Regions from separate parts of the Homo sapiens genome. Here regions 1 and 2 are each linked to region 3. A link is a loop called in an ENCODE intact Hi-C map of the cell type or tissue named here. Cell type or tissue: endothelial cell of umbilical vein. All regions are shown on one strand. Each heading gives the region's core, and the rest is flanking DNA. Links, peaks and the distances in the headings are about the cores only.

Region 1 (5,000 bases), core at 1-5,000, 790 kb before region 3:
AAACCTTCACACCAGTGTTTGTTTTACAGACTTATTTGGTAGTCATTGCAACAGCCATATATTCTATTTGATGAAAGGTGAGTATTAAATTAAACCAACAGGGATAACAAGCTTACTTTATGGCACAACAATGTCTTTGAAAATAATCTGCAACATCTAGGTAGGACAGTGTGAGCAGGTTATTCTTATACAAGTACTCAATATTTAAAAACAATACTTTACAGAGAAGAAGAAAACTAGGGGAAATAGTAAAAGGAAATTTTTTCTTAAATAGTTCATTGCACCATTTGTAATCTTACCGTGCTACACGCACGTAAGGCATTGCAGACGTTGATGGAATTTCCAAAAGCTGACTTCAGTTCACTGACACCATTGTTCCCTTTAGCTAAATAAGTTTGCATTTAAATTGAAATTTAAATATTCATTTTTTGGCACCTGTGCCCTGAAACTTCATGAAGAAGAGTATATTTTAAGAGTATAATTCATCTGACATTGCTCATTTTTGGGTAGGGAGATGGAAGAAGCAGTGTTTTTCCCCAAGATAAGTATTTTATCCAAAGTTTAATATGCCTTAAATGTTTTTTGGCTGGGTAAAGGGCATATGTTATAGCCAACATTATAATAATTTTACACCTACTTCATCACTTTCATTTCTGGTATAGTATCCTCAAGGTTTTTTTAACAAGGATTAAATCATGTAACCTATCTGAAAGTGCTAACACACGACAGCCTCTCAGTAAATGTGCTGGTCCCCCTTCCTATACCATTTCAAAATGCTTCTGCTCATATTTCATTCCTCTGTGACTATTGGAGTGAGCAGCAGATGCCTTGGCCTTTGGAGAGTGATCTAAAATGGCCTAGTCGGAGAGATGCTAATCACATACGCTCCATTCCTCCTCAAAGGGCCAAATGTAGAAATGGGCAGTGGTCATGCCTTGGCCATCCTCCATGAACACGGGATTGGCCCCAGCTTCAAATGAGCACTCAGCCCAGGCTCAAGACCACCCCCAACAACGCGGATGGAGGTGCTTGCCAGTGGTCCAGTTAGTAGCAGTAAACTAAGGGATGGGTACATGGATAATCTTCTCTGGCTGACTAATCAGTTGGAACTACATGCATTTCGATTATTATTCAGCAAATATTGATGGAGCATCTTCTACATTCCAGGTACTGTTCTAGACTCACGAGTCTAAGATTGGCAGAATGTCAAGGATTTAAATTGCTCACTGGCTTAGTTTTGAGAGTGTGGCTTTGTCCTCTTGTCTAGGTTGGCCTTACGAAATCCTTTGTGTCGATTTCACCAAGAAGTGGAGACTTTTCGGCATCGGGCCATCTCAGATACTTGGCTGACGGTGAACCGCATGGAACAGTGCAGGACGGAATATAGAGGAGCACTATTATGGATGAAGGACGTGTCTCAGGAGCTTGATCCAGACCTCTACAAGCAAATGGAGAAGTTCAGGAAGGTAGGAGGTTTTATGAGGGTTAGCAGAAGGGGTACCTGCTGGAAGGTAATGAGGTGTGATTTGAATCCCTCTGGTGAAGAAGACATAACTCAAAAGCACCAAGGATGCAATTAATCATCGCTGGTGTCTTTTTATGTGACAGAATACCAATTAATGTGATACATAATTCTCTAAAGGATAAGATAGAAGAGACAGCTGGAAATTGCTGGGATTTCATAACTGCTTTTAATTGAAGTCAGATTTTCTTATAATGTGCACTTTTTGTAAGATTGTCACATTTAAATGCCTTTTCATGCATAACTAAAAATCAAGATTAGATCAAATGAATCTGGGAGGTTAGAACAGACTACTGGGGAAATCTTTTAAAATCGCTAATGCATATTAAAATTAATAGAATAATAATGCTCCTTTGTTTTGCGATATGTTCAGAAGCAGTGGGGTTTAGTTGCAGGGTTAACTCATGCAGCATTCCTCAGAAATTTTTCTGAGGAAAATATGTGGCTGAAGAGATGGCTATGCTCTTAAAGATTTGGATATGCACTGAAAGATTTGGTGAGCAGTAAAGAACAATCTTGTTGGTTTTTTAATTGTGTCAATTTAGCAGTTTGATTTTGTCATACAAGAATACATCACACCACTAGGTGGCAGTCTTACACTGAATATTTATGAAAATGCAGCGAGATTTTTGTTGTGTACAATCTTGGTAGTTCTTTGTTTGGTCGCCTGGATATATTTCAGAGTGTGAAAGAAAAAAGAATCAGCCAAATGTTAGGCTTGACATAATATTGTGTCAACTGTCTTACTCACTTCAAATGATCCATTTGTAATTGTGATATTGCTTAAAATCCCTAGATTTCTTATTATGTACATTATTGCAGAGCTACAAATAGAACCATCACTTGCGTTGGAGGTTAGCTGTGTAGAGGTGGAGGGAAGGAGGGACCTTCTGGTCCTTAAGAATACGGTCACCAATTCTTGACCTAGATATAGATTGATTTCTTTAAAGTCAAGTTTTATCTTGGTTTGTGATTTAGAACCCTTCCCTCTGAAGAGAAAGCAGGGTCCATTTTATTTCTGATCGCAGATGTTCTTCATGTGTCAGCAACATCTGACTTCTTCAAAAGGTAGGCTTCTGAATCATAGAAAATCAGGACTAAAAAGGCTGCTCATGATCCTCTGGTGAAACTCGCTCATCTTATAGAAGAGAAAAATCAAAGCCCCAAAATTGTAAATAACATTTTTAAAGGATTGCTAGCTAGATGCTGGTGAGCCCAGGCTACTTTTGAAGTTTTCTAACTTTCTAATCAGGCCAATAATTTGGTTTGTCTTTAGCACTTTATTTGAGGGTTGAGGAGAATGAAGAGGGTGAAAAAAATTGCCTGCAGGGCAGAGTGCTTATCATTTGTATCTGTTGCCTCCTTTACTCCTCACAATAACCAAGACACCGATTTTATTTTATAAGCGAGGAAAATGATACCCATGTTAGGAAATTAGCCCAAGATCAGAGAGGTAAATGAGAGTCAGAATCATTCAAAATACACATAATTTTCTTCTCTAAGAGAGAATACCTAAAATTGAAAAAGGCCTTTCATACTAATTCCTCTCTTGTGATTTATTCACTCAATTAATATTTATTGAACACCTCCTATGTGCCAGGTAATAAAGATAAATATATGATTATTCTGGAAGGCAGAAGAATTTTATGTGGAATTTTTTTTTTGGTTTTGTTTTGTGGGGGTGGTTACTAACTGTAAGGACGAAATAAAAACCAAGCCCGTTCGTCATTTGGTTTGAGTGTTGAAACATTACCCATTCCTTGGTGTCATCAGTCTGTTGATTTTGGAAAACATGTTTTTTTAAAAAAAAATCCTTTGCCATGCAGAAGTTGCTGAAGCCTTACTCCCCAATCCCATGTGTGCTGGATTCAATTTAACAGCTAAACATGGTGTACTTAGAATCTTTTTTTAAATAAGCCTGTCTTCAAGTGTATATTTGATTAGACCAGACTCTCCACAAGGACAGAAACCATGTTGGGGATCTTCACAGCCATCACCCCAGGGCCAGTCCAGCACTTGACCCCAAATGAGCACATACATAACAGATGACAAGATTCCAGGCACTGATTTGGAAGTGCCACACCCATGTTTTCTCAAACCTGTAGGGCATTCCCGCCATTTGCAGCTGACCTCATGATGTTTTGGAAATTGACTTATGTGGTTTTGCAGGTAAGAAGTTGCGTTATTAATGTGAGGCTTGCTGCCCTCTTTAGAATGAATTTAAATTGTGGAGTTTTCCCTTCACTTGGAGTTTACAACATGACATTTAACTTTGAGCAAGCTTTAGTGTTTTGTCCCAGTAGGATTCCATTTTAAACAGAGTCTCCATTTCTCTCCCAGGGATGTGTTACCTAAACGTGTTTCTGAGTCATCTAGGAGAGCTATCCAGCTGCAAGTGGCTCCTCAGGAGTGACTGTGGGAGGGGGAGTTTCAGTCTCCTCGGGGCCGGCTGCCACCTTCACGTCTTAAAGGATGAATCCTGAGCTAAAGTAGTATTTTGCTATAAATTCTCTTTTTTGAGTTCACACTTTCTGGTGGAGACAAAATTCTAATTCATACCTCATGGATGTGATCTCCCTATTTGGATTCCTTAGTATCCACTCATTCATTTATTTGTCCATTCAACAAATGATATTGAAGCTGGGCCCTGTTCAGGCAGCATCCAGGGGAATACAGCAGTAAGGAGGCAGATTGATCATTGCCATCTTGTCTTGTGCAGTCATCTGTGGATAGAGCAAGTAAACATAGTACAGCATGGTGAACAGTAGTGTCTGTGGTGGCGCATGGTGAACAGTAGTGTCTATGGTGGCACGTGGTGCTGCAGGAGCTCCTGGAAGGGGCTTCCTGGAGGAGGTGGCACTAAACAAAATGTGAAGGATGGGTAGGAAAGAGCTGGGTAGAAGGAGTAGAAGCAACAGAGCAGCATTCCTGGCTGAGAAAGCAATTTACGAAAGGCCTTTTAGGGGAAAGGAGCAGCGTGCTTAGAACCAGAGCACAGAAGGTGAGGTGAGTGTGGAGATGGGGGTGCCCTGACCATGGGGTTAGAAAGGGAGACAGGACTGGAATAGAAAAGACACCGCTCTAAGGGGACGGAGTAGTGGGAGGGTGTAGGGAAGGCAGGAGGCATGATCAGGTTTGTGTTCTTTGTAAGGTGGAGAAGGGATTGCGAGGGCCTAAGCTTGGAGGCTGGGAGAACTACTGGGAGGCTTTTACACAAACCCGGATGAGACATAAGGTAACCATGAAATGAAGGGGGAGGTAGACCAGAGAGAAATGGGCTGTTCTGACCTCTACCAGATTCCGTGGTAGCACCACTTTAATTGCTGAGCTCTTCATTGTCTTTAGAAATAAGTAGAATAAGCATAAATAAATCGCAAGTTCAAGTGTATTTTCACTTCCAACCAAGGCTTTTTTCATAGTGTCTTCAGATTGCCAAGAAACCTTTTAAATAGCACACAGTGAGCATGACTGAAATGAT
Region 2 (8,552 bases), core at 1,561-6,560, 870 kb before region 3:
ATTCAATTAGGAAAAGAGGAAGTCAAATTGTCCCTGTTTGCAGATGACATGATTGTATATCTAGAAAACCCCACTGTCTCAGCCCAAAATCTCCTTAAGCTGATAAGCAACTTCAGCAAAGTCTCAGGATACAAAATCAATGTGCAAAAATCACAAGCATTCCTACACACCAACAACAGACAAACAGAGAGCCAAATCATGAGTGAACTCCCATTCACAATTGCTTCAAAGAGAAAAAAATACCTACGAATCCAACTTACAAGGGATGTGAAGGACCTCTTCAAGGAGAACTACAAACCGCTGCTCAAGGAAATAAAAGAGGATACAAACAAATGGAAGAACATTCCATGCTCATGGGTAGGAAGAATCAATATCGTGAAAATGGCCATACTGCCCAAGGTAATTTACAGATTCAATGCCATCCCCATCAAGCTACCTATGCCTTTCTTCACAGAATTGGAAAAAACTACTTTAAAGTTTATATGGAACCAAAAAAGAGCCCGCATCACCAAGTCAATCCTAAGCCAAAAGAACAAAGCTGGAGGCATCACACTACCCGACTTCAAACTATACTACAAGGCTACAGTAACCAAAACAGCATGGTACTGGTACCAAAACAGAGATATAGATCAATGGAACAGAACAGAGCCCTCAGAAGTAACGCCGCATATCTACAACTATCTGATCTTTGACAAACCTGAGAAAAACAAGCAATGGGGAAAGGATTCCCTATTTAATAAATGGTGCTGGGAAAACTGGCTAGCCATATGTAGAAAGCTGAAACTGGATCCCTTCCTTACACCTTATACAAAAATCAATTCAAGATGGATTAAAGACTTAAATGTTAGACCTAAAACCATAAAAACCCTAGAAGAAAACCTAGGCATTACCATTCAGGACATAGGCATGGGCAAGGACTTCATGTCTAAAACACCAAAAGCAATGGCAACCAAAGCCAAAATTGACAAATGGGATCTAATTAAACTAAAGAGCTTCTGCACAGCAAAAGAAACTACCATCAGAGTGAACAGGCAACCTACAAAATGGGAGAAAATTTTCGCAACCTACTCATCTGACAAAGGGCTAATATCCAGAATCTACAGTGAACCCAAATTTACAAGAAAAAAACAAACAACCCCATCAAAAAGTGGGCAAAGGACATGAACAGACACTTCTCAAAAGAAGACATTTATGCAGCCAAAAAACACATGAAAAAATGCTCACCATCACTGGCCATCAGAAAAATGCAAATCAAAACCACAATGAGATACCATCTCATACCAGTTAGAATGGCAATCATTAAAAAGTCAGGAAACAACAGGTGCTGGAGAGGATGTGGAGAAATATGAACAACTTTTACACTGTTGGTGGGACTGTAAACTAGTTCAACCATTGTGGAAGTCAGTGTGGCGATTCCTCATGGATCTAGAACTAGAAATACCTTTTGACCCAGCCATCCCATTACTGGGTATATACCCAAAGGACTATAAATCATGCTGCTATAAAGACACATGCACATGTATGTTTACTGCGGCATTATTCACAATAGCAAAGACTTGGAACCAACCCAAATGTCCAACAATGATAGACTGGATTAAGAAAATGTGGCACATATATACCATGGAATACTATGCAGCCATAAAAAATGATGAGTTCATGTCCTTTGTAGGGACATGGATGAAATTGGAAACCATCATTCTCAGTAAACTATCGCAAGAACAAAAAACCAAACACCGCATATTCTCACTCATAGGTGGGAATTGAACAATGAGATCACATGGACACAGGAAGGGGAACATCACACTCTGGGGACTGTTGTGGGGTTGGGGGAGGGGGGAGGGATAGCATTGGGAGATATACCTAATGCTAGATGACGAGTTAGTGGGTGCAGCGCACCAGCATGGCACATGTATACATATGTAACTAACCTGCACAATGTGCACATGTACCCTAAAACTTAAAGTATAATAATAAAAATAAATAAATAAATAAAATAAAAAAAAAGGAAAAAAAAATTAAGAAAATTTATCTTCACTGACTCAATGTACAAATAAATAAATGATAGCAAGGCCAACTGCAGCTCTAAATAGTAGAGAATATAAATGATTCAAGCATAAAATGGTCAGAGTTCCCTGAATAAATATTTTCCTACAGTCATGTATAAATAATTCTGATTTCTGTCTGAACCACCTGTCTGCGTTCCTAGGGAAACTAAAGTGAATACATGCCTGTCTGTGACTCTACTCCCTGTATCAAAAGCCAAAGTGGACACAGCTACAGAGGGGAGAGAGGTTGTCTCCACATTCTGTTGTTGGATCACTCTCTTATTCACAATCGTCCCAGAAGCCATAGACAATAAAGGAAGGAGGAGCTGATGCAAAGGAATTGGATAGGGAGGTTCTCACCCTTCCATGTGTGCGGATAGTTTGGGTGTGTTGTAAAGACTCCAGACCACGCTCCAGACCATCTAAAGTTCCGGCTTCCATTTCTAACTGCCCTTACTAGAGCCTTAGGAAAAGCATTTAAATGCACTGCGACTTGGGTTGCTTCTCTTACATAGTAAGGAAAGAACCAGGAACAGACAAGATAATAATGATGATAATTTTTTTTTTTTTTTGAGACGGAGTCTCACTCTTTCGCCCAGTCTGGAGTGAGTGGCACAATCTCTACTCATTGCAACCTCTGCCTCCCAGGTTCAAGCAATTCTCTTGGCTCAGCCTGCTAAGTAGCTGAGATTACAGGTGTGTGCCACCACGCCCGGCTAATTTTTGTATTTTTATTTATTTATTTATTTACTTTTAACAGAGATGGGGTTTCACCATGTTGGCCAGGCTGGTCTCAAACTCCTGACCTCAGGTGGCTGCCTGCCTCGGCCTCCCAAAGTGCTGGGATTGCAGGCGTGAGCCACCACACCCGGCCAATGATGATACTTTTAAATAGTATTGAAAAAAAGAGAATTAAAGCACCATGGTGGAGACCGAGACTGGGAATGGTGAGAATTCTGAGTTAACCATTTTGGAGAAGGATTAAACTGGAGGTGCCGGTCACTCTGCACTAAAGGAAATATTAAGATTCTACACATCACAAATTGAGAATTTAAATGTGAGAGGGAAATAGTATGCATTTCATAAAAGTACACTTGCTTATGTATTCATTTATGTATAAAAAATTAGAGTTGTGGGAGACAAGAGAACTAGGATTCAGAAAGCAGGGGTAAGGACCTCACCACCATCAAAGGGAAACCAAGAAATTATGACAAACAAAATGAAGATTGAGATTTACCCTGCCTCTGTCTATATTTACAAAAAGGGAGCTCAAATCCCAGCTGATGTGTTGTCAGTTCCCTGGGTTCGAAGCCAGAGAACTCAGTAGTTCAGGGGTGTGCTTTTATTTCTGGATCTGTCCTGTCTAGCACAGAGGTTGACGCAAGAGTAGGAGTTAAATGAGAGGATAAACAAATTAATTTATTTATTTTTAAATTTACACCTCCACTAATCCAATCAATTGCATGGAAGTACATCTGCTTCAGAGAAGTAGCGACAGAGCCAAAGGAATTTGGAGCTCTGTTTATAATACTGCATTTACAAGAAAAGAGTTATCAAAGTGTCATTCTCTGAAAAACATGTTGCTCATTCACCTACTTAATAAAAAATAAAAATCTAAAAACTCATGATATAAATAATAAAGTAGAGAAACCAAATCTGAACAGTTAGGTTTCCAACTGGCCACTGGTATATTTTCAAATGGAAAAGGCAGCCATTTTAAAAACAAGACTTACCAAGCCTTTGGGAAAGCTTGAAGGTAGCTAAATCTGTCATTGGTATATGCAGCCACCAGATGTCACTATTGGCTTAAGCAAATATGCTCTAGCTCGCTGTCGGCTAATTCACACTATTTGTAATCTTAGAGACCTTGGAGGGCATCCTACCTAGACAGTTGATGAAATTGAAGCTCTAGTTACTTCATAGCTATTTGCAGAGACATCAGGACTCAATCTAGAATCTTCAGACTCCCTTTCTATTGCTTTCCCTTTTCCATCCATGTTTTTGTTTTTTGTTTTTTGGTGGTGGTGGTGGTGTTTTTTAACTAAATCAGCCCAATAATGCTCTTTAGGTTAGTAAATGACAACTAGGAAGACGAATTATATTAAAACAGTTGCCTGTATCACAGGACTTAGATGCGGGTAATTGTGTTTGCTCACCTTTTCCCTGTTTAAAATGCTGCACTCTTGGGTGTTGCCAGTTGGAACAGATCTTTTCATAAAGGCAAAGGAAGTAGTGACGAGCTTGCCAATCAAAGTCCAATTAAAATGTATTCCTTTTAGGTAGGTGACATTTAAACAGTAGTCCCTAGAAGGCAGTTCACGTTTCTGAAATTTACAAGTGACTTTTTCATTGAATGGGTATACCCAAGATTATTCCTTAGTTTCTCTTTTTTTAATAAGCATGAATAATAAATGTTAATATCCTTTGTTGCTAATCTTTTGGTTTCTCTCCGTAGACTATTAAGTAGTCTTCCATTTACACAAATCTATTTTCTCTCCAGAAAGACTCCCTCTGCATCCTCACCCTCACTAGAATATTCCAACAAGTGTTTCTTTTGCATTACCATCTCTTCCTTCTCATTCTCACAACTTTTACTACCTTCTCAGGGAGAAAGCATCTAATAGATTTCCATTTCCTAAAAATACTACATACTGTATCTTGGAAGTTCCTCCACTCCATAAAAACTCTCCGTATTGTTTTCCCCCACTACAAATACAAATCTCAAAACAAGAAACAGTACGTGGCAAGAGCAAGACCTGAAGAAAGACAAAGACCAAGAGAGAACACAAAGAAGTATGAGGAACAGAAATGCAAAAGAAGAAAACTTCAGCCCAGTGTGGTAGCTAACACCTGTAATCCCAGAACTTTAGGAGGCCAAGGTGGGAGGATCACTTGAGTGCAGGAGTTTGAGACTGCCCTGGGCAACAAAGTGAGACCCCACCCTTACTAAAAAATAGTTTTAAATTAGCCAGGCATGGTGGCACATGCCTGTAGTCCCACCTACTGAGGAGGCGGAGGCAGGAGGATCACTTGAGCCTGGCAGATAAAGGCTGCAGTTAGCTGTGATTGCACCACTGCATTCCAGCCTGGGCAACAGAGCAAGACCCTGTCCAAAAAAAGAAAAGAAGAAGAAGAAGACTTCACGTAGGAATATACTTCTGGCTCGTTCTTATTTAATCACATCATTCTAGTACTGCGTTTTTTACAGCCCCATAATTTTGTTTTTCTTTTATTTGGCAACAGAATTATGCTTATTGTTCAAACAAATGACAGAATTGTGTAAGCCAAGATGAACAAAAATACATGGTTGATTTATTTAAGTCTTAAGAATAACAGTTGAGATGAGTTTGAATAAAATTTGCAGCTAACAACAGGACATTAAGGATAACTTAAATATATTCAATGCAGTCATTTATTCCAGTTTCATGAACATTCAGTAGCTTTTTATGTCTAAGTTGCCATCAATGGACCTCTTAGACATTCAAAATACTAGCATTGTATCATTAACACTTTTCTGATCAATGGGTTGAGTAATATAGGACGTATGAAAATATGTATTGCATTCTCTTTCAAATGAGCTGCATGGTACCTCCATTAACATAACTATATTGATCTAATTTCATTATTTTCAGCAGAGTGCAATTTGGAAATATAAAATTGATAAACAGGAGCCACATGAGGAGCGGAGTTTAAACAAAAGGTCATAAATTATAAAGCCTCAATAAGGAAGATCCTAGATAATTGCCGTGATGTGAAAGTGTTAAGTATATGCATTTCTTTTTTCTTTTTTTTTAAGAAAACCTTACATTTTTGGGTTTGTTGGGTTTTTTTAAATTTACTTTTTTATTATTTTATTTTATTTTATTTTATTTATTTATTTATTTATTTATTTATTTTTGAGACAGAGTCTGTCTCTGTCACCCAGGCTAAAGTGTAGTGGTATGATGTTGGCTCACTGCAACCTCTGCCTTCCAGGTTCAAGCGATTATCTTCCCTCAGCCTTCTGAGTAGCTGGGATTACGTGGACCTGCTACCACGCCTGGCTAATTTTTGTATTTTTAGTAGAGACAGGGTTTCGCCATGTTGGCCAGGCTGGTCTTGAACTCCTGACCTCAAGTGATCTGTCCACCTCTCCCTTCCAAAGTGCTGGGATTACAGGCATGAGCCACCACACCTGGCCAAAAATCTTACAGCCACTGCGCCCGACCAAATTTCTTATATATTTTATCCATTTTATTTCAACCAGACTAAATCTATTGGTGGTAGATAATTTCATCTCCTTTTCAGAGAGGTAGTTTCAATTCACCTAATTATATAAGTTATTTATCACATGGACTGAAGGAGACTCAAATCACAGCCCTGGATCAAAATATTAGATCCTACCCTCAGAGATTCTGATTAAATTGGCCTGAATGTGGTGTGGACATCAGTTAATTAAAACCTTCCCAGGTGATTCTAATAGGCAAGATTGAGAATCACTGCACCAAACCTCACATCTTACACATACAGATGTTAACACATTATTACTTTATTATTTTCAGTGTTTTTTATAAATGGGTTTACTTCCAAGTTAGGTTTAACATGTGTTTAGAAATATCTGTCAAGTTACTGCAAAAGGTGATCACAAATTAAACATTCTTCAAGGTCAAATGAATAAAGAATAATTAGTACATGCACTTTCATTCATTGTCTCTGAATTAATCAGTAAATTCATTAGTTAACTTCCAAAAGCTGATTCTAAGGAACTTCCAAAGAATGTTATTGGTGTTGCCCCAAAATTGAACAGAAAATCCAATATCAAATAATTTGGGGATAAATACACATTTATACAGGATCTTTTAGAATCTATAACATGTTAATAGATTGCAGATCTCCAAGAGGGACAGAATTCCCTATGTGGCATGCAGTGAATATGTGTTGAATGATTGAAGGAACCTTGGGTCTAATATTTCATGCAAACACACTTTAGGAAATGCAATCCAACGATATTTCTTTTAAAGCAATAATAATTAAGACTTAGAACGGAAATGTTACCCAAAGATTTTACTCTGCAAGCCTGACATACCACTTGGTTTTTAGTATTCTTTTGAATATATCATGATATTGCCTTCAAATATTTGGACGTTTTCTACCAGAAGCACAGCAGAATGGTTAAGAGTAGAAACTTAAGATTTGTTAGGTTCACATCAGGCATTTTTTACTTAATCTTTCTGTGCTTCAATTTCTTCACCTGTAAAATGGGGAAATGGATCACACCTGTCTCATGGTATTGCTGTGCTTGCTAAACGTAGGTCATTGTTATTATTATTGTAACAGAATATTGAATGACATTGAAAAGTGAGATACAAAACTGTCATATAAAAACCATGAAAGGAAATTTCTGAGAACCCACCGCATAAATTCTGAACCATCTGACTCACTACAAGGATATGAAAGAGCTGAGAGACGAAAGGAGAAGGGATATTTGTGAAGATAGCACTTTGGGGAGAATAATTGCCTCGTTATTAGTTTCTACCATCTCACTCTATTGAGAGGGACTCCCATGGGTCCACTTTGAATTCCTAAGTGGGGCATCCCTGCATTTTGGGGACACTGGCCCTGCATTCTGCCTTCTGCCCAGGAAATCTAGAGGGCCAAGGATGGTAGAATAACTGCTTTGAGGACAGTTACTCCCACATGCATTTCCAGGGTTTTTCAGGTCAAAGAACCCTAGAGTGTTTCCTGTGGAGCAGAGGTGGGCAGCAAATGAGAGAGAGCTAACTTGAGTCTGGCCCAATGCAGGTCCTAGAGGGCAGCAGCAAGAAGCTGGGTGCAAGGCCAAATTCCTAGGATCCAAAGCAGGAGGAACAAGTGGCCACCTGGACTTGACGGGGTTCTGCAGCCAGCAACAAGGGGACTGCAGGAGAAGTCACCAATGAAGGGAATCACAAAGCCTCACAAAAGTGCCCTACAGGGGAAGGCATCAGATTTAAACCAAAAAGCTCAACATGGGCAAACAGAGAATAGCTAATGAGAGCCCTTTTAGGGACAAACAGCAGGGTAAGCAGGCCCAGGCTGGGCCAAGGGAGCTCTGCCCGTTAAATCGAGGTCAGAGCCTGGTTATTATCTTAGGCCCACAATCTAATTACTGAATTGTGCCTGTGTTTATGATCTTAATTGACAGTAGGATGGTATACTACTTAAGCATGAGCAGAAAAGGCATAGGGTCTCCAGAAATTTGCTTCCCAGGGCTTCCGATGATTACTGAATAAATTTTAAGGGAGTAGGAAAGACAAAAATAAAGTTGATTTGATGATATGCTGTGAATCCTGAGGTTTACACACCAGATAAATATGTATGTTTTTAGCCAGAATATGTCATGAATTCCCTTGAATTGAGGGATGGTAATACATACTCTCAATTTTACATCCATGCTACTCATACTGTGATCCATGAGCCAGAAGCATCAATATCATCTGGGAGATTTTTAAATAATGCAGACTCTCAGGCCACACCCCAGACCTGGTG
Region 3 (8,552 bases), core at 1,521-6,520:
TTGAATTTAATTCAAATTCGGCAAGACCTTCTGAGATATTTCTAAAATTCTTGTAAAAACTACAACTTTGAAGGAGAGAGGAGATATAGATTTTAAACTCACCTTTGAAACATGCTGGGAAGAGGAACTGATAATTTGGTTTCTTGCTAAGTGGGAAGTGCTCATCCAGTGTCCTCACTCCTGGATCCAATCTCCTGGCTCGTTGATGGGGAAGCCAAGCTCCAAGCCCCACTCATCACAGCCTGCTTTTCTTCTCTGGAGCCTTAGATATTAAGGGCACTTCTTGTGGTTTGAGGGCAAACATGCCATACGTCTCATTTCTCTTCGAGGAGCTGCAGATAACTCTGTTCCTGTGTTTTCACCCCCAAAGCTTTGTAAGGTACATGTAGCATAAGGTCTGATTTCCTGATGTCTCTGATATAAGAGTTTATTTCTGGCCTCATAGAAAAGGAATATAAGACGTGGCTCTCCTGAGTTCACTAAGGGCAGGTACAGCCTACCGTGCCCGTCTCTTAGCTTTTTTCAGGCCCTCTCAGGGAGCTGGATCATCACAGAAAAAGCTATGACCCGCTCCAAAGCCTTGGAGTGGTTGAACTTAGCCTAATCTTTGCACAGAGGAGATCTAACCTGGATTTGGGGTTAGGACCTCTTAACCATCAAGTTGTTGGCATAAGTCTGTTGGCAGAAAAGACTTGTTGGATTGTTGTTGTTATTACAGGTATAATTACTATTATCATTGTCATGATTATGTATTACCTAAATATTTCCAGAATATTATGACATTTTTAACAGTCCCCCTGTTTTATAGATGAAGAAATGAAGAACCAGAAGGTTGAGCAACTTGTCTCTTTACAATAGAAACATTTTTGATACTACATTTGTTTTGTATATGAGAGGGGCTATGGATATGGATGAATGAATGAAAAACTAAATGGATGAATAAATCAGAGCAGAAAGCATGACTTACCCTGATCCACAGATGCTCAATCTCCTATGCTGTCCGTCTTCTATCTAGGCACTCTTTTGTGTGTGCAGTTGGATTGTTTCCCCTTTCAGCCTAGCTTTTCTATTGTCAAAACTTAAATTATATAAACATTAAAGAGAAGCATAAACCCCAAACCCAAAAGAGTTAAATATTTTTCAGTAACTTTAAATGTTTGAGTATTGTAAATACATGCTTTATTTGACAAAAGTGACCCATAGCCATAAAATGCAAGTCTATGTGGAATTCCACTGAGTATCATTATTCTAAAAATGTTCCCAGCATCTGAATTGCCCCTCTGTTCTCTGCAATGGCTCACATATGTACACTCCACCAACAGGCATTGGTGGAACAGAGGACCGATTCACACAGAGATGCATTAGGAATGTGTGAATTCCATTGGCAGACATAGACTGGACAAGGAACTCCATTTTTGAACAGTGCCCAACAAGGAGGGCTGGCCTAGGATACAGACTTAATGAAGTTAAGGGCATGTAATTCCAAAGTGGACTTGAAGAAAGCCACCTCCCTATAATATGACTGCAAAATTGCTTCAGCCTGGACAATCAGCCCAAAACAGAACTAATTAAAGCCAGAGCCATACAAAGTTTAGACCCTAGGCAGTTTGACCCAGAGGTTTCAGAAAGGGTCATATCCAAGACCAGGAAAAGGTGACTATTCAAGGTTACTCCCCAATGCAGTTATATGCCTGATCTCTAAAATCTGAGCTGCACTCTAGTAGTCCACCTCATGACTTTGAATATTGCTTTCATCTCTCCTTGCTGTTTTCCTAGCTTTGTATTTCTCTTCTTATGAGTATGTACGTACTTTTCCTTCAGCCCTGGAGACACATGGTAAATCCCCTTAACATTCATTGCCCACATCACCATAAACATATTGTTATTTTTGATCATGCAGACTTGGAGGAACTTTCTCCCAGTGGAAAATTATATTCAGTTTTAGTACAAGACAGCCTGCTCTTCTCACTGTCGTAAGGGGCAGTATCAATATTTATGTTTTCAAGGTTTCTAACCAAGCTAAATAAGAAAGACTCTTGCTCTCCAGTGAAGTTCTTGGCAAAAGGCCATCATTTGCTCATCTTTGATGAGATGATTTTGAGAAAAGGAAAAAATAAGAAGTTTTAAAATTGTCAGGGACTATGAGATACAGCTGTTTTGGGGTGAATATTAAAGTTTTAGGAGATAAATTGATTCAAGTAATTGAAAATACTTTAAATAATTTGAAATTTAAAGGTGAGAAAATACTTGAGAGGAAATGTAGCAATTTGAGAAGTTTGTTTTCTAGCATTTGTATAATTATTTTCTCATCCCCATGATGATCATGCTGACAGTTGGTACTATCTTCCTATTCATATTAAAGGGTGTCATTGAGAAATGACTGAGTCATATGACAACGGTCATTCAATAATCAATACACATTGCCAATATGTGCATATACTTAGAAAAAAGCCTCTAAAACTTCCATTGACATTCTGGCTACCACGAGTGAGGTATTCTAGAGGTCCTAACACATGACATAGGTGGAATTATGTAATTCATTCCAGAGTTCTGCCTATGTTTGTGGTAGTTGGAGTAGTTATATCTTAATTTTATTTAAAAACCAGAAAGAAAGAAACATAAGGCAGCTGCTATCATCACTTTGACTTCTACCTTATTTTAAAACCCAGTCATTCCTCAGTTTCATCATTTAGCAGAATCTTTAGAGTACCATTCCTTGGAACATCCTTAAGAGGCTGATTCTTTCACAGTGAATTTAATTTGCTTTTATTGTCCCCAAAGTAGAAAAAGCATGAAATCACTTTTGGAACAAGTATATCTTGCTTCCACCTTCTTCTCAAAGAGTGGCAGCAACTTAGCTGGCACAAAGGGAGAGAGTATGATTAAAGCCTCATTAGTGTGTGGGGGAGTAAGGGGGAGGAAAATAATCTAATGGGCTGATTATTTCCTCAAATATTATATTGATATTTTTAGAAAACTCATAAGGTATAATGGGTTGTTTCCTTGTCACTGCTCCACCTTGAAACCTTGCCACTTATTAGCTGTGTGACCTCAGCAAGTCGTTTAGTCTCCCTGAGGCTTAGCATTCTTATCTGTGATTTGGGATAATAATGCCTACTTCACAGGTTTATTATGATAAATTAATAGACTAATGTATGTAAAACATCTTTATGAATCCTAACAAATTCAAATATAATTAGTGGTAGTAGCCATTTTATGCATCACGCTGCCAAATCACACACATTGTAGGATGGATAAGAAGAGAGATTAAGAACTGGTATAGGTAGGAGATCTGGAATGAAGTCAATTAACACATTGGAGTAAACCGCAAAACCAAGGATTAGCAACGGAGGGAAAATGGGACGGGAAGACTTAGAGGGCTGGATTCTTGTGCAGGTCGTGTGGGACCTGTGTAATACAGGATGAATCTTATAATCCAGGATGTTCTTCTCCTTGAGAGGGTGTGACTGGCGATGTAGGGAAAGGACTTTTACAGTTTCACAGCCAAACAGCCGAGGTCTTTGCATTAAATGACAGCTGGAAGAAAGTCTATGGAAAAGTTAGCGTCTTGCATCTAGTCCCAGTCCACATCAAAATGGGAGATGGGTTCTGGAGTCATACCTGGGTTTGAATTGCTTCAGACTGCCTGGTTTTTGGCAAGTCATGTATCCTGCTGTAGCTCAGTTTCCTTATCTGTAAAATGGAATAAGTTGATGTTGATAAGATCAGGTAAGATAATGAATGAAAACTTCCTGCTGCATAATAAACTTAATAAGTATTATTTTTATTTATTATTTATTATAATAGTTTTAATATTAACCAAAGTGAAGATTTACTAATGAGAAAATGAATGAATGTGTTTGCTCTCCTCTTTCTTCTTTCATTTAAAAAGGGAAAGCTTCAATGTGTGAGTTTTAGAACCATCATAAGATGATGTGTATTTTTAAAGGAGTTAAAATTATCCACTCTGCAAGGTTATGGTCTAGGTGGTCTTCACTGAATCATTTGTTAAGTTCATATGCACAAATACTGCAGACAGTCCTGAATTTGGCCGTTTCCTGTGAAAATGAAAGTAGTATCTCCCATCTAGAATCCCTTTGGCGGGCCAAGAGGAAGTGGTATGCCATCTAAACAGTCCGTTATTCTTCTTTTGAGAGAGTGGGTGCAGGGGTTAGGGGTAAGGCTAAGACTGTCATCTTAGGAAAGTGATAGATGTTGTTACCAATGGCGACTCTAGAATTTGCTCGCACGTCTGTTCATTATCTCCTAATACAAGGGCTCCCTCTGCAGGCTCCAACAACCCTCAGCTGTTGCGTGGGAAGCTATGTCCAGCTATGCGACAACCTGTTGTAATTCCTTTATTTGTGAATATTGCTGTATCCACTGACAATAAACTGTGTATCTGAAAATATCACAGGTCAACGCACTTCTTAGGTACCTACGGTGCTGCCTTATGACAAAACCAGTGCCGTCAAATGGCCAAGCAAGACCTGTCCGCAATTCTCTTGCTCACATTTACCAGGTGTGGTGGCCTAACATGGACACACGGCCCATGGAACCACAAAAGATCATTTTCAAAGACCCCACCATAGTGGAGAGACACTACTTCTGTGGATTCTCAGATCATTAAATGCCTAATGTTCCCATCTATCAAAGTATGGTACATATACACTGAGGAACAACTCTCATGCCGTGTTACAGACCAATTCTAATATCTGCAGAACGTTAAGACTTGATTTAAAGTCTATTAGATTCACAAAAGCATTGCTATAAGTCATTATTTTCCCGTAGTTTGAAAGATACAAAAGATTATTTAGATATGTGAAACATAGCTATATGTCAACAATTATATGGATAAGGATGGACAGTTTGTTTTAGGTGAACACTGAAGGACCACAGATGACATGGAACACATCTTAAATTCATTGGCTGAGGCTGCGGGACAGAGAGAACAGTAAGGTATCTACAGGGTCAGCTGTCCTACTGCAGTTGGCCTTCAGATACTCCCAAAGGTTGAGGGTTAGGGGGACGTGAATAAGGGAGACTGTGAAGGAGAGAATGAATAGCAACACTGAGCATTGACAAGGCTGGCCTGAGGTAAACTATGGACCTATTTTAACTGCTTTTCCCGCTTGCTTTCCCATGTGTGGGTATTAGTGTAATTAATACTAGTTGAGGGGAGGTTTTAGCTAACATTCTCACACAAAAAAAATCATGAATTAAATACTACAGTGTCAAATTTTTTCTTAAAACATACTACTTTGTTAAAAAAAAATCTTGCCTTCTCTCCGTATCCCTATGTTAAAAAAAAAATTATGTAACATTTGGTACATCCCAAGAATACACACGACAGATGTAAATTCTAATGATGTTGAATCTACCTGTGTGCTCCTCCCCTTTGCCCAGTTTTAATATCTTTAAAATCATGAATTATTATTAAGGGGGTCTATTACAGCAACACTATCTCAGGTTCACTGGAGAGACTTTTGCTGGATATTGTTTATGGATTTTTAAAAATTGTATTAAAACAATTATGAAAATTAAGCATGCACAAAAGTGGAAAGACTAGTGAAATGAACTCTCATTTACATATCACACTTCCTTAACAATTATCAACACATAGTTGATCTTGTTTTAGCTATATTCTTCACTCCTCCCCTCACCACATTATCCTGAAGCAATCCTCAGACATCATCCATATAAAGCTTTAGCATTTGTCATTCAAATGTAAGAACTCTTTTTAAAAACTTGACTACAATACTATTATCAAACCTAAAACAAATGAACAATTCCTTAATATAGCAAATATCCAGCATTCACATTTCCAAGCTTGTCTTACCCATTTGCTGCAATTGGTTTGTTTGGATTGGGATCCAAATCATGCCCACACATTGCATTTGATTGAAATAGCTCTTAAATCTCTCTTAATCAAAGTAGACTCCTCCCTTGTTTTTAGCTCGCAGTTAGTGTATGTGTTATTTGTACTTGCGGATTTGCTGATGATATCCTCATGGTGTTGTGTAACGTGTTTCTCCCTCTTCCGTCTATTACTGTAAGCTGGTAGTAATAGCCGGCAGGAACTTGGGGACACTCAAAGCTGGTAGGTCAAGAGACGTGTTTACATCCAGGTTCAGTTTTTTCTAGGCCAGAATATTGATAGGTAGGGTGGTGTATTCTCTAATGTATCACAGCAGGAGGCACATGGTGTCTGGCTATATCCTTCCTTTTTTTTTTTCTTTTTTGGAGACAGAGTCTCACTCTGTCACCCAGGCTGGCGTGCAATGGCGTGGTTTTGGTTCACTGCAACCTCTGCCTCCCGGGTTCAAGTGATTCTCCCGCCTCAGCCTCCCCAGTAGCTGGGAGTACAGGTGCCTGCCGCCACGCCTAGCTAATTTTTGTATTTTTAGTAGAGACACTGTTTCATTACATTGGCCAGGCTGATCTCAAACTCCTGACCATGTGATCCACCCACCTCGGCCTGCCAGAGTGGTGGGATTACAGGTGTAAGCCACTGCGCCCAACCTGGCCATATCCTTCCTAACCTTTTCACCTCATCTTGGAAGGGCACAGGTGAACGGAAATGAATGAGAGGAAGCCACCAAATCTGGGGTGGGTTGGGGTGACTGAGCAAAGAGGAGTATTATTTTTGATGAAACTTTCGATGATTTTGGGTAAGATTTACTTAACTATGCTTGACTTGTTTTGTTGGAGAGTGTCAAAATGTTTGGAAGAGAAAAGACATGTCCTTTTAAGATGTAGCAAAGTGTATGAATCAGTCAGGTGTAGTTGGAGAACTTCAGGCAGTGAACTTACACACTCTCCCTTTGAAAGTACTTCATAGGTACTCAAGAAAGGAGTGCTAATGGAAATGTATGTACTACAGGGTTTTCATGTTCTCTACTTGGAGCCCTTGATGTTGGAGTGATCCTTTCAGCTGGCAGGAACTTGGGGACCCTCAAAGATGGGAGTCAGTAGGAGAGAGGTGTTAAAGAGATAATTAGCACCCGTAGCCTTAGAAGCAGCTAAGTACTAAGTGGAACAGATGGAGACAGTATAATAAAAGTGGTCTGTAAGCAAAATAGAAATACATAATTATGAAAGTAGATATTAAAAGAATTAAGTCAGTAATAAAGTACAGTTTTAAAGTGGCCCCCGTCCTTTTAAGGGCTTGGGTTATCTGGAAGTATTTTAGAGTTTATAAGTAGAAAGTAAATTAAAAGATGGACTGTTTTTCTGAATGAACAACTTCAACATTTCTTGTAATTTATGGTTTTTGCAGTGTTGGAAGCTGGAAGCTGTTTAGCTGGTAACAGGATATGGGCAAAACAGGACCTAAGGCTAAAGGTCTTGGGTGGTAGTTCAAAGCCTGACCCTGGTTCTTTTTTTTCTTTATTACTTTATTCAGGCATATTTTACACATTCTAGAATTCATCCTTTTTAAGTATAAAATTCAATGGTTCTTTAAGTAAATTTGCTACTAAGCTATACAGCCATCACCATAAATCAGTTTTAGGTCATTTTTATCCCCCCAGTAAAATCCCTCACGACCATTTATAGTTAATCCATGTTGCTGTCCCTGGCCCCTGGCAGTGACTAATCTACTTTTTGTTTCTATAGAGTTACCTTTTCTGGGTATTATTTATAAATGTAATCATATATCTGGCTTCTTTCATCAGTAATAATGTTTTTGAGGTTCATTCATGTTATGGCATTTATTCATAGTTTATTCCTTTTTATTGCTGAATTTACAGCACTTTGTCCATTCACCAGTTGATGGGCATTTAGGCTGTTTCTAGTTTTGGATGATTATGTATAATGCTGCTAAGGGCATTCATATGCAAGTCTCTAAGTGGACATACATTTTTATTTTCTTTGGGTGTATATGTAGGAGTGAAATGACTGTATCATTTGGCAAATTTATGTTGAACCTTAAACCACCAAACTGTTTTCCAAAGTGGCTGCACCAGCAATTATGAGGGTTCCTGTTTTTCTACATCCTTCTAGCCCTGCACCTTAATAGCTGTGCAGACTTGGGCAAACCTTAGCTTCCACTTTAATAAAATAGGTGAGTGGAGCTGACATATACCAAGTGCCTATTCTGTGGTAAAAATCATGATAGAAACACTTACAAGCTTTGTCTCACTTAATTCTGAGCCCTTTGAAATGTAGATATTATTTTCTACATATGTGATGAATTTACCGAGGTTCAGAGAAGTTACATAAACTAGACATCATTATAATGCAAGATTATTGTGAGTACTAAATTATATCAAATAACATATATGAACATACATGGCATAGTCTTGGGAATACAGAAGGTGGCTAATGAAGCAATTTTTATTTCTCTCCTTCTTCCCATCATTAGCATCTCTAGTAGGTCTTGCCACAGGGCGTCACCTACCCTCATCAGGTACCACCAATTTTCTGGTAATAGTTGCCAGCTATGAAGCTGTCATGCCTTAGTGAAGCTGAAAATCCTTTTTAGAGTTTACCCTGCAGTTCCAGTTAATGAGGTGGCAGAAACATCATAACTCAAATAGCATAATCTTTGT

Evidence for each region. Peaks named below come from ENCODE experiments on the same cell type or tissue, not always from the same donor. Only the 100,000 strongest peaks of a DNase experiment are listed, where the experiment ranks them.
Region 1: it touches region 3 in a loop (12-fold over the local background); 49 of 110 quality-filtered maps call a loop at or near these places.
Region 2: it touches region 3 in a loop (20-fold over the local background); 22 of 110 quality-filtered maps call a loop at or near these places.

What each region holds. Positions count from the first base shown.
Region 1 is chr7:8,214,771-8,219,770 of GRCh38, reverse strand. ICA1 (islet cell autoantigen 1) reads left to right here. Exons shown (of 14, transcript NM_001136020.3): 6 at 1,268-1,466. It overlaps LOC124901587 (a long non-coding RNA gene), which reads right to left. Exons shown (of 3, transcript XR_007060207.1): 3 at 4,120-4,245. Among named protein-coding and RNA genes, the nearest start is that of ICA1, 45 kb to the left of the region's middle. RefSeq lists an enhancer at 3,633-4,832. In endothelial cell of umbilical vein, for the core only: a CTCF peak has its summit at 2,097 (motif pointing right); a DNase peak (open chromatin) is centred at 2,120.
Region 2 is chr7:8,291,543-8,300,094 of GRCh38, reverse strand. The region is part of intron 3 of ICA1-AS1 (ICA1 antisense RNA 1); the gene reads right to left. Among named protein-coding and RNA genes, the nearest start is that of ICA1-AS1, 34 kb to the right of the region's middle. In endothelial cell of umbilical vein, for the core only: a CTCF peak has its summit at 3,833 (motif pointing right); a DNase peak (open chromatin) is centred at 3,844; H3K27me3 peaks cover 264 bases.
Region 3 is chr7:7,420,320-7,428,871 of GRCh38, reverse strand. All of the region lies in intron 25 of COL28A1 (collagen type XXVIII alpha 1 chain), which reads left to right. Among named protein-coding and RNA genes, the nearest start is that of COL28A1, 110 kb to the left of the region's middle. In endothelial cell of umbilical vein, for the core only: a CTCF peak has its summit at 4,309 (motif pointing left); a DNase peak (open chromatin) is centred at 4,261; H3K4me3 peaks cover 357 bases; H3K27ac peaks cover 243 bases; H3K27me3 peaks cover 249 bases.